3 separate regions of the Homo sapiens genome follow, and all the other regions are linked to region 1. A link is a contact called in ENCODE Hi-C data. All regions are on one chromosome and are shown on one strand. Each heading gives the region's core, a stretch centred on a gene start or an enhancer-like site at or near the end of the contact. The rest is flanking DNA. Distances are from core to core; before and after follow the strand shown. Region 1 holds the start of SPTLC2 (serine palmitoyltransferase long chain base subunit 2). Region 2 holds the start of ZFYVE1 (zinc finger FYVE-type containing 1). Region 3 holds the start of SEL1L (SEL1L adaptor subunit of SYVN1 ubiquitin ligase).

Region 1 (3,854 bases), core at 391-2,890:
GAAAACTTTCTACCTGGTTAGACTCATCACTGCCATTCAGCTTCCCTCATCAGAACTCCTGTTGCCTAATCTCTCCAGCCTTAGGTTGGTCTTTAACTATTGTTTTCTTTCTATGTGTATATCTTGTCTCTCACTGAAATGTAAGCTCCATGAAGCACAGCCACATGTTTCCTTTTTAGCCTTATACATACAGATGTATATTCACTTTGGGATCAATAGTGTTTGTCAACTCAAATAGGATGTGTGGGATGAATGATCCCACCTTCTGTTAGATTATTCAGCTCCTAAGTCATGCAAAACCAATACCTTGTGGACCTCCTTTCTAAAGCTCCTGCAGGGTGGGGAAAGAATGCACGGATTCTCATAGGTGCATTTAGCAATTACTAGTAACCAACACTTAATGAATGCTTACTAATTGCTAGGTCCTGTACAAAATACATTACATACATAAACTTATTCAATCTTCACGACAACTATTATTGTCCCCACTGAACAGATGAAGACACATAGAGGTCACTCAGCTAGTAAGTGGCGCAGCTAGGATTTAAAACCCAGACCGACTCCAGAGTCCATACTCTCAATTATGATACTAAATTCTTTATGGATAACAGAAAGTCTCTAATTGTAATGTAGATCAATTTCCTTGCTTTCTAACCCCATGGGAAGATGGAACTAAAAGGGTGAGAAAATAATATTTATTATACTCCTACTATAAGCCTAGTATTATAAGAGGTGCATAATGGGTTAATGATATAATTCTTGCTGTAAGTCTATGAAGCAGGAAGTATTAACTCCATTTTAAAGAATTTGGCTTCTAAAGTGGTTAAACACAGTGCTCAAGTTTTAGCTTCCAGTTATTGGCAGAGTTGGAATTAGACCAGGTTTTCTAACTTTGAAGGAAAGACTTAATTTAAAGGAGACTGTATAGAAAACCCTGCCAAGGGCAAATGTGAAGGGCACGTGAAAAGGCATCTGAATTATTACTTATAATAATTCAGAAATAGTGAATGTGTGGCGCATATTGAAGAATGATGAGAGATTGTCAAAAAATCTATTCTATAAACACTCACAGAGGAATCAGCTAATTAAATAAGCGAGCTGCCTGTCTTGGGCTAGGACATAAACTCCAAAACTTCCCACGAGGCAAGGGCAAAGAGGGCGCCACCTGTCCTGGAGAACCTGGGAACCCGCTCTAGAGACTTCGGCTCAGCCCCTTTTATTTCCTCACACTCTAATTGGCTACTTTTCCCTGGGCTCCGCCTCCTCCTCGGTCTGGACCATTAAACAGGCAAGCCCTACCCCGGACCTGGATGCGGCCTCCAATCAGGTGCCAGGCCCTGGAGTCCCTCTAGAGAAGCCCCCTCTCCACCGGCGAGGCGCTTTGCTCTCGTCCGTGATTGGCCAGGCAGCAGCATGGGGTCCGCCTCCTTCTCTTCCAGATTGGTCAGCGGTCCTCAGGACCACATCCCTCTCGGCAGGTCCCCGCCGCTTTTTCCCTTCGCTGCGTGGCCTTGGCCGAGACCGGTCCTCTGCGGAGAGGGCCCCGCCCTCTGTGAAGGCCCGCCCGGGAATTGGCGGCGGCGCTGCAGCCATTTCCGGTTTCGGGGAGGTGGGTGGGGTGCGGAGCGGGACTTGGAGCAGCCGCCGCCGCTGCCACCGCCTACAGAGCCTGCCTTGCGCCTGGTGCTGCCAGGAAGATGCGGCCGGAGCCCGGAGGCTGCTGCTGCCGCCGCACGGTGCGGGCGAATGGCTGCGTGGCGAACGGGGAAGTACGGAACGGGTACGTGAGGAGCAGCGCTGCAGCCGCAGCCGCAGCCGCCGCCGGCCAGGTACGAGGGGCCCGCGCGGCGGGGCCGGGGTGGCGGTGTGGACTGGCGGAGGGGCGGCCGGGCGGGGCGAGGTCTCCGGGCCATCCGCTGGGCAATCCGCGGGGCGGGCGCCGTTCGCAGGTGTGGGCGGCAGTGTCCGGCCGCTGGCCCGACCTCCACGAGCCTGGAGGCTCAAGGACGGCTCGGGGGCTCCCCACCTCTCCGCGCCTGGAGGTCTTACTCCCGGAGCTCTGGGTTCTGCTCAGAGCTCCGGGTACTTTTCTCTGCCCCATTCTGCCAGAAGTGTGTGCTGTCCCCAGGGGAAGCGATGAGGGGCCCTTCGGACTCCAGTGGGAGCCGCCCAAGGGCTCCGGAGGGTCCCTTCTCAAACCCCTGAGGTTATTGCTTCCTTTTAAAGTCCTGCAGTCGTCCAAAGAAAACCACCCATGGGGTCCTTAAGAAGCAAAGAAAATTAGGCGGTGGTGTCAGATGGAAACACACCCAGCCTCTCCCAACCACATTCTGGACTACCACGTTCAGTCCCCAACCAGGACATTGGTCCATAGATCTGGCAGGGAATCCAAGCTGGTCCCTCGAAAGCATCATTCTCTTAACTCTGCCGGTGGTGAGACTCTACCCCAGGCTCCAGGTTGGATTAGGTGGCCCCTTCGACCCTTTCCTGAACACGAGTGCTATCACACAAGGGGATTGTTTAGCCTGGTGGTGACTTGCGATGACTCTATACTAATTAACCATGCTGAATCATCAACCAAGTTCAGGCAGTTCTAAAATATTTTGAAAAGTTCTAAATTCAAGACAATGCTTATTATCAACCTTACAGTGGTCTGGACTGACAGATATTCTGTTGAAATGTGTTTTTAAAGATGAGCTGGTTAAAAAGATGCAAGATCGGTGTTCCTGGAAGAGAGTGTTGCGATAATTTTGCAGTTGACTTTAATACGTTTAAGTCTTGTACAGATATTAAGGAACGCTTAGAAAGTACTCTGTTTCCCTTTAGCGGGAGTGTGACTGTTGCAGTTTGATAGGATGGTGATCTTAATTTGGCTTTAACATAACTACTCCCCAGATGAGTAGTTATGATGGATAGGTCTGTTACTGTTTGCTGCGAAGCAGAAAATAAAGCATTTTTCCAGGTCATGTTGAGATATTGAGACTGAGTTGAGGGGAAAAATAAGTAAAGCAGACTTGACCTCCCCTGAAGTTGTAAGGTGTCAAAGCGAAGTAATACACAGATCAAAAGATTTGTTTTCACTTTTAAAGAAATAATTGTGTGAGGGAGGAAGTGATAACAGTCAGCTCATTATAAGCAGTGGAATAGTTTGTCGTTTTCCTAGCAATGTAAACGACTTATAAGACAAAATTGTTGTGGTATAGAATGTAATAGGGAAATTTAACGGGTAGGAGTTAGAAAATACATTTGCAGGTGAATTTCATTGAGGTATGATTTTTTTTTTGTTTTTGTTTTTGTTTTTTTTTTTCAGACAGTTTTGCTCTTGTCACCCAGGCTGGAGTGCAATGGCGCGATCTCGGCTCACTGCAGCCTCCACCCCCTGGGTTCAAGCGATTCTCCTGCCCCAGCCTCCCGAGTAGCTGGGATTACAGGCGCCCGTCATCACGCCCGGCTAAATTTTGTATTTTTATTAGAGATGGGGTTTCACCATGTTGGCCAGGTTGGTCTCGAACTCCTGACCTCAGGTGATTGGCCTGCCTTGGCCTCCAAAAGTGCTGGGATTACAGGCGCACCAGGCCGAGGTATGATTTTTTTTGTTTTTTTGGTTTTTTTTGAGATGGAGTCTCGCTCTGTCGCCCAGGCTGGAGTGCAGTGGCGCGATCTCGGCTCACTGCAAGCTCTACCTCCCAGGTTCACGCCATTCTCCTGCCTCAGCCTCCCAAGTAGCTGGGCCTACAGGCACCCGCCACCACGCCCGGCTAATTTTTTGTATTTTTAGTAGATACGGGGTTTCACTGTGTTAGCCAGGATGGTCTTGATTTCCTGACCTCGTGATCCGCCTGCCTCGGCCTCCC
Region 2 (3,854 bases), core at 848-3,347, 4.6 Mb after region 1:
AGGCTTTCTTTCAATGTTGTTTCAAGAAACAAACAAAAAGTGAAAGCACTAAACAAATATAAGGCCATAAAAAAAGAAAAAAAAGCCTGATAAATGTTAACCATTAGCCTGCACTGTAGCCTGAAAACTTATCTGAAAATTTAGCCCATCTAACGCAAAGAAAATTTCTTTCTTTTTTTTTTTTTCTTGTTTGAGACAGAGTCTTGCACTGTTGCCCAGGCTGGAGTGCAATGGTGCGATCTTGGCTCACTGCAACCTCTGCCTCCCGGGTTCATGTGATTCTCCTGCCTCAGCCTCCCGAGTAGCTGGGATTACAGGTGCACACCACCACACCCAGCTAATGTTTTGTATTTTTAGTAGAGATGAGGTTTCACTATGTTGGCCATGCTGGTCTTGAACTCCTGAGCTCATGATCCGCTCTCCTTGGCCTCCCAAAGTGCTGGGATTACAGGCATGAGCCACCGTGCCTGGCCCTCAAAGATAATTTCAAATTGAGAAGTTCTGAAAGTATAATAGCTTTTTTTTTTTTTTTTTTTTGAGACAGAGTTTCCCTCTTGTTGCCCAGGCTGGAGTGCCATGGCGTGATCTCGGCTTACTGCAACCTCTGCCTCCCAGGTTCAAGCAATTCTCCTGCCTCAGCCTACCGAGTAGCTGGGATTACAGGCATGCATCATCACGCCCGGCTAATTTTGTATCTGTTAGTAGAGATGGAGTTTCTCCATGTTGGTCAGGCTGGTCTCGAACGCCCGACCTCAGGTGATCCGTCCACCTCGACCTCCCAAAGTGCTGGGATTACAGGCATGCGCTACCGCGCCCAGCCTGAGAAGTTCTGAAACTATAGAAGGAAAGATCAGAAAAATAATAGGTAGGAAAAAAAATTCATGGTTGGCTTGGAGAATACCCTTGAAGGGTGTTAAGTAAAAATGATAGGAGGCCTTTGTTTTGGACTAAACTCCTGCACCAGGCCCCAATAGACCTGGCTAAAATAAAAATGGAGTCACCCATGCTAAAGTTTCACCTCACCAAATCCAAACTAAGTTGTTACCAAACCCAAGCTAAGTTGTTATCTGACCTTCAGAGAAATCAGGAAAGAGGGATAAGGACAGCCAGTTTCCCAAACAGGCTTGTTTTAATGTTGCATGATAATGAAGCTCCCTCTGTTGTAATCCTTACACAAAAGAAGTAGCCTGAAGTAACTGATGTCAACTAATCAGTTATTTTTCTATTGTTCTGTCTCTCTGTCCTCACCTTCCAAGGAAAGTAGCTTAGAAGTGACCAATATGTCAAGGTCCCATGAGAAGACTGAAAAAAAGAGAAGAAAGAGGAAAGAAAAGAATGACAAGAAAGAGAAAGAAAGAAACCAATATGCTCTTTGTTCTTTGCTTTTGCTTCCTCAAGCTTTTCTCTGTCTACAAAGCCAACCTCTCCTGCTCAGCTCATCAGAACATTCACTCCACTTTCTGGAATGAAGTGTTGCCTGATCCTAGAGTCGCAATAAAGCCAACTGAGATCTTAAAACTAAATTCGTTGTAATTTTGTCCTTTGCCAAGGGGGGAAAAACAACAAAAACTTCCCAAGAGTACCTATATCCTCTTATCACTTTTTCTGGTCTTTTCCTTAGTTTTTGCGAAGTGAAATTGGGAAGGTGGAGACTGTCTGTGCTCACACGTTTCTGAGGGAATGGTGTGCAAGAGGTTACTTGAATCCAAATTAATTGACTCACCATTTCCCACTTATACTAGACATTATTACATCAGTTCTCTAATGTAGCACCATGCCTTCCCCAGTTACAACCCAAAAGAACGTGCTGAAACCTGCGGACACCACACTCAATGCAAAAACTCCAAGTCCCGAAATCCTCCGTAGCCTGTCCCCACCGCCTCCTCGCAAGAGCAGCCTCTTCAGTACTGGGAGTTGTAGTCATTCAGAGTCTTCCTTTCCGGGATGAGGGGCGAGAGCGCGCCTCGAGGAGCTACATCTCCCAGGAGGCAGTGCGCACTACGCCCTTGCTGGCGCCGGGATCCTCCCTCTCTCGCTCCTCCCTTTCTGGGCTGCACCGCTCACGCCTTCCTGTTAGTCCGAGCTGGGAGAAGTTCACTCCGATCAGCTGATCCCAACTGACAACAGGAGAGGAGGAAGCCCGGGAGGCAACGAAGGAGGAGGGTGGCGGAGATGGAGATGAGGATGGATCTGCCGGTGTCCTGAGGAATAGCCTCTGCCCCCACTGGCGCCCTGCGGCCCCCCGACGCCGCCTTGCTGCGGCCGAGCTTCTCAGTGGTGGGATCCCCGGGCCGCGGCGGGCAGGGCAGGGCGGGGAGGGCACGGCCCAGCGCGGGGCGAGTGATCGTCCTGGGGCTCAGGCTGCCCTCGGGAGGAAGGGGGGGCGGGTGCGGCGGGGGTGGGGGTGGGGTGGTATAAACAATGGATTCGGCTCCGGGTTTTGCCGGCGTGGGGGGGATTTTGGGGGACCTTCTTTGTTCTTAGGCTCCGCTCCTGCCCCTCGGGTTGTGGCGGTGGTGTCCGGGTGGAAGGAAGGGTGAGGAACCCCCGGCTGGGGAGAGGTGTCGAGGTGGGGGCCCGAGTGGGCAAAATGTTTGGTTGACATGGCCGGGCGTGAGGTGTACTTTTGAAGGTTGATTTTATATTTTTCTCAATTGTGACAAGTTTGATTTTTGTTTCTGTTTTGGGAGCTGGCTGGGCATGTCTGAGGTTAGATTGTAGTAAATAAGATCCCCTAGTCACTCCCTTCGCCTTCCTTGTTTATCTGAAAATAAGGTTGATAGATTGATTACTGTAGGGGAGGAGTGACTATCAGAAAGGCAGGGCTTTACACCTTGTCGGGGCCTTGGAATGCGGGTCAAGGCTAGGGGGAATTAGGAATATAATTGTCAAAGTGACAAAAGCCCCTTTCTTGCCCCAGTTATCTTTTTTCGTATTTTGAAGTTATTTTTAAGTTAGTTTTTAAGTGACAAAGAGAAAAATTATTTGTTTTGATTCACTGCAGGCCTGGCTTTGCCATGGGTCAAAGTAGAGGAATTGTCTCCTGTTGCTCCTTTTTTTTTTTTTTTTCAGTTAGTGAAAGAAGGGACAGAAGAATTACAGTGTAAAAAAATTGTTTTTAAAGATGAAATTGTTACTATTGTTTCTAAGTTTTGAGTCTTTAATATACATCTAGCTAGAGTTGAAACAATCCAGTTACAAGGCTAACCAGGTCGGCCCAGGTATTTGATAGATCTAAAGTTTATTATTACATTTTCATTAGCTTTGTGAAGGCCTCTCCACTCCTCCCAATTGTGGGATGCATGTGGGGGTGCAGAGGGCTGTCCTTCCAAGGACTACTCACTTAGTGATTTAGATTCTGAATTTAATATCTGAATGAACAGAAAATTCCAGTCTGGGAAATAGAGCAGCAAAGTCTCTTAAATGCCTTGGGCCTAGAGGTGGCGTTTGTTGTCAAGAGGAGGAGCTTTAGCCACAATTTTGAGATTTTTTTTTTTTTTTTTTTTTTTGAGGGAGTCTTGCCCTGTCTTCCAGGCTGGAGTGCAGTGGCAAGATCTTGGCTCACTGCAACCTCCGCCTCCTGGGTTCAAGTGATTCTCCTGCCTCAGCCTCCCTAGTAGCTTGGATTACACGTGCCTGCCACCATGCCCAGCTAATATTTGTATTTTTAGTAGAGATGGGATTTCACCATGTTGGACAGGGTAGTCTCGAACTCCTGACCTCAAGTGATCTGCCCACCTCGGCCTCCCAAAGTGATGGAATTACAGGTGTGAGCCACTGCGCCTGGCTATACAACAAGCCAGTGTAAGTGTTAAGATAGAAAATGAGATTTCTGGCCAGGTGCGGTGACTCAC
Region 3 (3,854 bases), core at 561-3,060, 3.9 Mb before region 1:
GAAGTTGGGGCTTAACTAAGCAGCAAACTTTCCCCAGTTTTAATCAAACAGATAATCACTGGCTCTTCTGTAGAAGGCAGAAGTTTCTTCCCTGGTACTTCCCCAACAGAGTAGAACTGTCAGCACAGTTCCTATTTTGTGAGTAGAATAAGTTCTAATTTTTTTTATTCTGTGAAAAGTGTAGCCATTGAAAATTTTCAATAGGCATATGAAAGCAGTGTTTAAGGAAAATTAATATGGCCATGATATGTGATTCAGGTTAAAGGGAGAATGATGTCAGTGAGTATGGCTGGAACTCAGGTGCATCATCCAGGTGAGAGAAAATGAAAGCCATTAGGGGAGTTTTCAGTGAGGAAGAGAACAGAGGTACATAATAAAATAAAACAATTTAAAAGTTACATAGTTTAAACTGATAGAACTTGATTATCAATAAGATGAAAAAGAAAGGAAAATATACCAGATTTTACTCTATGATTTATAATCAGAGGAACTCAGAGGGAACATTGTTAGTGACAGAAATGGTGATGTAGCTGAAAAGACAAGTTTTTGGAGGAGATAATTCTTTCCTTCATCTCCTCCGATGTGAATGAGAAACAGTGGTTGGTTTTTTACCATCTTCCTGAAAATAAAAGGCTGTATCTCAAAAAACAAAAAACAAAAAACAAAAAAAAAAAGGAAGGAAGACAAATGCCCAGAAGTGTTAAGACACATGGCCAGCAGAGACTTTTCCAAAGTCCTTCACTTGGCTGGACTAGGTTCTAGGCCTTAGAGCTGACTGTGGGTGGATGACAGGGAAAGCAGAATGACACGGTTTGAGAAAAGAAAGGGCAGGCACACCAAGTCACTGCTCTGCTACTCAGTTGGAACATGCCTGGATTTCGTGCTTATTACATAGAGTATTTCCGTGCCTGCGATGCAATCACTATCACCTCTACCTCCACACACGTGAACCTGGTCTCCTGACTTTAGTTAGGAAAGAAGAGAACAATGCAACTCACAAGAGGAGAAGGATGAGGACAAGTGTTTAAAATAATTTTTCAAAGCTGTTGGCACATTTTCTTTATGATTATTGTCTGGTGAACCTAGTGAAAATAAATACTGTATTGAGATAATCTGTGCCGAGCGGATTTATTTCCTTTTGTTTTGTCGGAGAAAGGAGGACAGGTACTGAGTTGCACCCTGGTTTCCGTACTTCACGGTACTGTTTTATCTAAGTTTTAAAAAACACCTCAAATTCAACTAGCTGTGGCATTTTTCTCAGTGCTCTTATCACTATGCCCAATTTAAATTTTTTAAATAAAACAGGAAAAGATGCTAAACACATTACAAGTTCTTAAAATTATTCCTTAATATTTATTTTGGGTCAATTTAAAAAGGCTTGTGAATCCATAGCCTTGAGTTAATATTTAGCCCAGGTGTTAGTTAAATTCTAACTTCAACAGTCACCCGCACTTGTAAATCTTGCCCTACGATGGACTACGTTTCCCAAGAGCACCCCCCGAGTTAATCACATGAAGCGCATTCTGGGAATTGTAGTCTCGGATGAGCCTCTTTCTCCCAGTCTTGGACTCACGCGCTGATTCCGGTTGAACCCAGGGGCTACCAATTAGCTGGGGCCATGTCCGTGAGTCGTGGTCCAACCGAGAAAGCTGGTGTGGGAGCTTCGTACAATGATTGGCCAATGAATGACCCCCGGGGCGGAGCAATGGGGGTGGGCGGGGAGACCATGGTGATTGGACCAGAAGCCCGCGACGGCGGGCGGGGATTGGCTGCGCGCTGGGTCAGGGAAGCCTGGGAAGGGGCGGAGGAAGGAGACTAGAGCAGGAAGAGCAGCGGCGAGGCGGCGGTGGTGGCTGAGTCCGTGGTGGCAGAGGCGAAGGCGACAGCTCTAGGGGTTGGCACCGGCCCCGAGAGGAGGATGCGGGTCCGGATAGGGCTGACGCTGCTGCTGTGTGCGGTGCTGCTGAGCTTGGCCTCGGCGTCCTCGGGTCAGTATCCGCCCCCTCGGGCTGAAGGCCCAGAGCCTCCGCCCCCCAGCCTCTACAGCCGGCGGGGCCGTGGGGACTCCAGGCTCGGGACCCCGTTCTCCCTGGGCACATCTCGCACTGGGCTGTCACTCGCTCTTTGGCTTTGCTTGGCCTGCGCCAAAGGGGCTATTTAGGAAGGTGGAGTGGGGTGGAAAAAGAAGGGGCGGTCACCCTGCCCACACCTCTCTCCCACGTAACAAACTTTGCGCGACTCTTCTCACGAACGCGGAATTGACTCCAAAGGAATGAATCCTGATACAGGAGCCCGAGTGGAGCTTCCTCGACCCTGGGGTAGAGGAAGGGTCTGGTCTAGAACTCTGGGCTTGGGAATTGTAAGTTAAATAATTGACAAACCTGGAGCTGTCACTTTGGGGCAGAGGAGGATCCATCCAGACCAGGATGTTGACAGTAGTTTGCTTAACACCTGAGATGGTCCCTGGTCTGTCTGTTTAAAAACGAAGACTTTTGATCTCATCGTAGCCACTTTTTACTTTTTTGAAACCTTCCTGAGAAAGCGGTGACCTGTCACAGTGTTTCTGAGTTGCCCCATGTTTGTTGACAGTCATTTTATGATGTTTGGGAAAATCTTGGTTCTTATAAGATGCGTTTTATATAGATACAGAAATTTGTGTGCTTTTGAATTGATTTTCCAGTTAGCTAATGTTTATTCTGGTTCTGCTTTTTTCCCCCTTTTTTAATGTTTTAATCTGCCTACATTTGAAAATTTCCATTTTGAGAGTGTTCATGAAAACTTCGTGTTTCTAAGTGTTGATAAATAAAAATTAGTACAGTAAAACTTTGGAATTTTAATCAGTTTCAGTTAACAGGACAGGTGTTCTGTGGCTTGACGTTTTGGGGGGACAACACGGAGTATAAATGTCAGCTTTTTCTTTTTTTAATAAATGTCAGCTTTTTTTTAACAGAAAATTTCCCAGATGGTTATCTGAATCCCCAAATTACCTGTCCTAGTTGTAAATCAATGCCATAACGTCATTCTGCTTCTAAAATAAGAGGCTTAAACCTAAATTCTATCCATGATGTGGTTTGAGATACCATTTCAAAAGCACCAACCCTATGCTAATTACTTTACTGCCAACATCATTCTTTCAGGTCCACTCCCCTCCCTCCAGTAGTAGTGATGGTTTGAGTTAATGACCAGATCTTTAGACTATACTTAACTCTCGAAGCACTTTTAGCAGTTATTTAATATTTGATCAAAAAGCATGAAATGAAGCTGTTGAGCTTAATGAGTAGAGTACCTGCTGGACCATGGACCTCCTGCATCAGAATTCCTCTTATGGGTTTGTTAAACATTGGGTTTTAGGTCTGGAACAGCTCAGGTATACATAGATTAACAATCTCCATGAGGGATTCTTCACACTAAAGAGAACTACAGTAATGAAAGAGCACGGTGTGTATCCCTCTGAATTTAATTGGCAGAGTTTAAAGAAAATTAAAGCATAGGAATTGTGCTGTCTGTCTTTGACTGCATTTTATATACTTAGAGCTCCATGCCAGTGGAAAAGATATTTGAAGATCAACAGTTGGGGCTTTCAGGATGTTGTAATAAAAGACTTAACACTGATATATTAAATCCTTGGGTTGTATTGATGTAGGTAGAGGACTGTATTCAAGAAATGTCTGCTCTGATTTCCATCATAGTTAAAGCTGTGCCACAACATTTCAATGGTAAAGGCAGAAGCCTTAGCCAGAACTAAAACAATGTAGATGTGCATGCTAAAAGGTAATAAAGGCAGTGCTGTGCTCACATGAAGTTCATATATCATAAAACACCTGTGCGGGCCCAGCTCATACCTGTAATCCCAG

What was found. Hi-C counts contacts between places; a loop is a spot of excess contacts on that map. Pooled maps may share reads with other maps.
Region 2: a pooled map shows a loop between it and region 1 (15-fold over the local background). The contact joins the promoter of ZFYVE1 here to the promoter of SPTLC2 in region 1. A Hi-C loop is called at or near these places in 7 of 50 pooled maps.
Region 3: a loop to region 1 is called in a map of CD8-positive, alpha-beta T cell, with 7 times the contacts of the local background. The contact joins the promoter of SEL1L here to the promoter of SPTLC2 in region 1. A Hi-C loop is called at or near these places in 1 of 168 maps with a recorded cell type or tissue (CD8-positive, alpha-beta T cell) and 8 of 50 pooled maps.

The regions. Positions count from the first base shown.
Region 1 is chr14:77,614,423-77,618,276 of GRCh38, reverse strand. It overlaps SPTLC2 (serine palmitoyltransferase long chain base subunit 2), which reads left to right and starts at 1,640. Exons shown (of 12, transcript NM_004863.4): 1 at 1,640-1,829. The coding sequence starts at 1,698. RefSeq lists silencers at 1,214-1,273, 1,604-1,653, 1,794-1,993 and enhancers at 1,313-1,845, 2,174-2,383.
Region 2 is chr14:73,025,349-73,029,202 of GRCh38, reverse strand. ZFYVE1 (zinc finger FYVE-type containing 1) reads left to right here and starts at 2,097. Exons shown (of 12, transcript NM_021260.4): 1 at 2,097-2,277. RefSeq lists an enhancer at 1,755-1,954 and a silencer at 2,185-2,394.
Region 3 is chr14:81,531,809-81,535,662 of GRCh38, reverse strand. SEL1L (SEL1L adaptor subunit of SYVN1 ubiquitin ligase) reads left to right here and starts at 1,810. Exons shown (of 21, transcript NM_005065.6): 1 at 1,810-1,988. The coding sequence starts at 1,919. RefSeq lists a silencer at 1,687-1,806 and an enhancer at 1,523-2,022.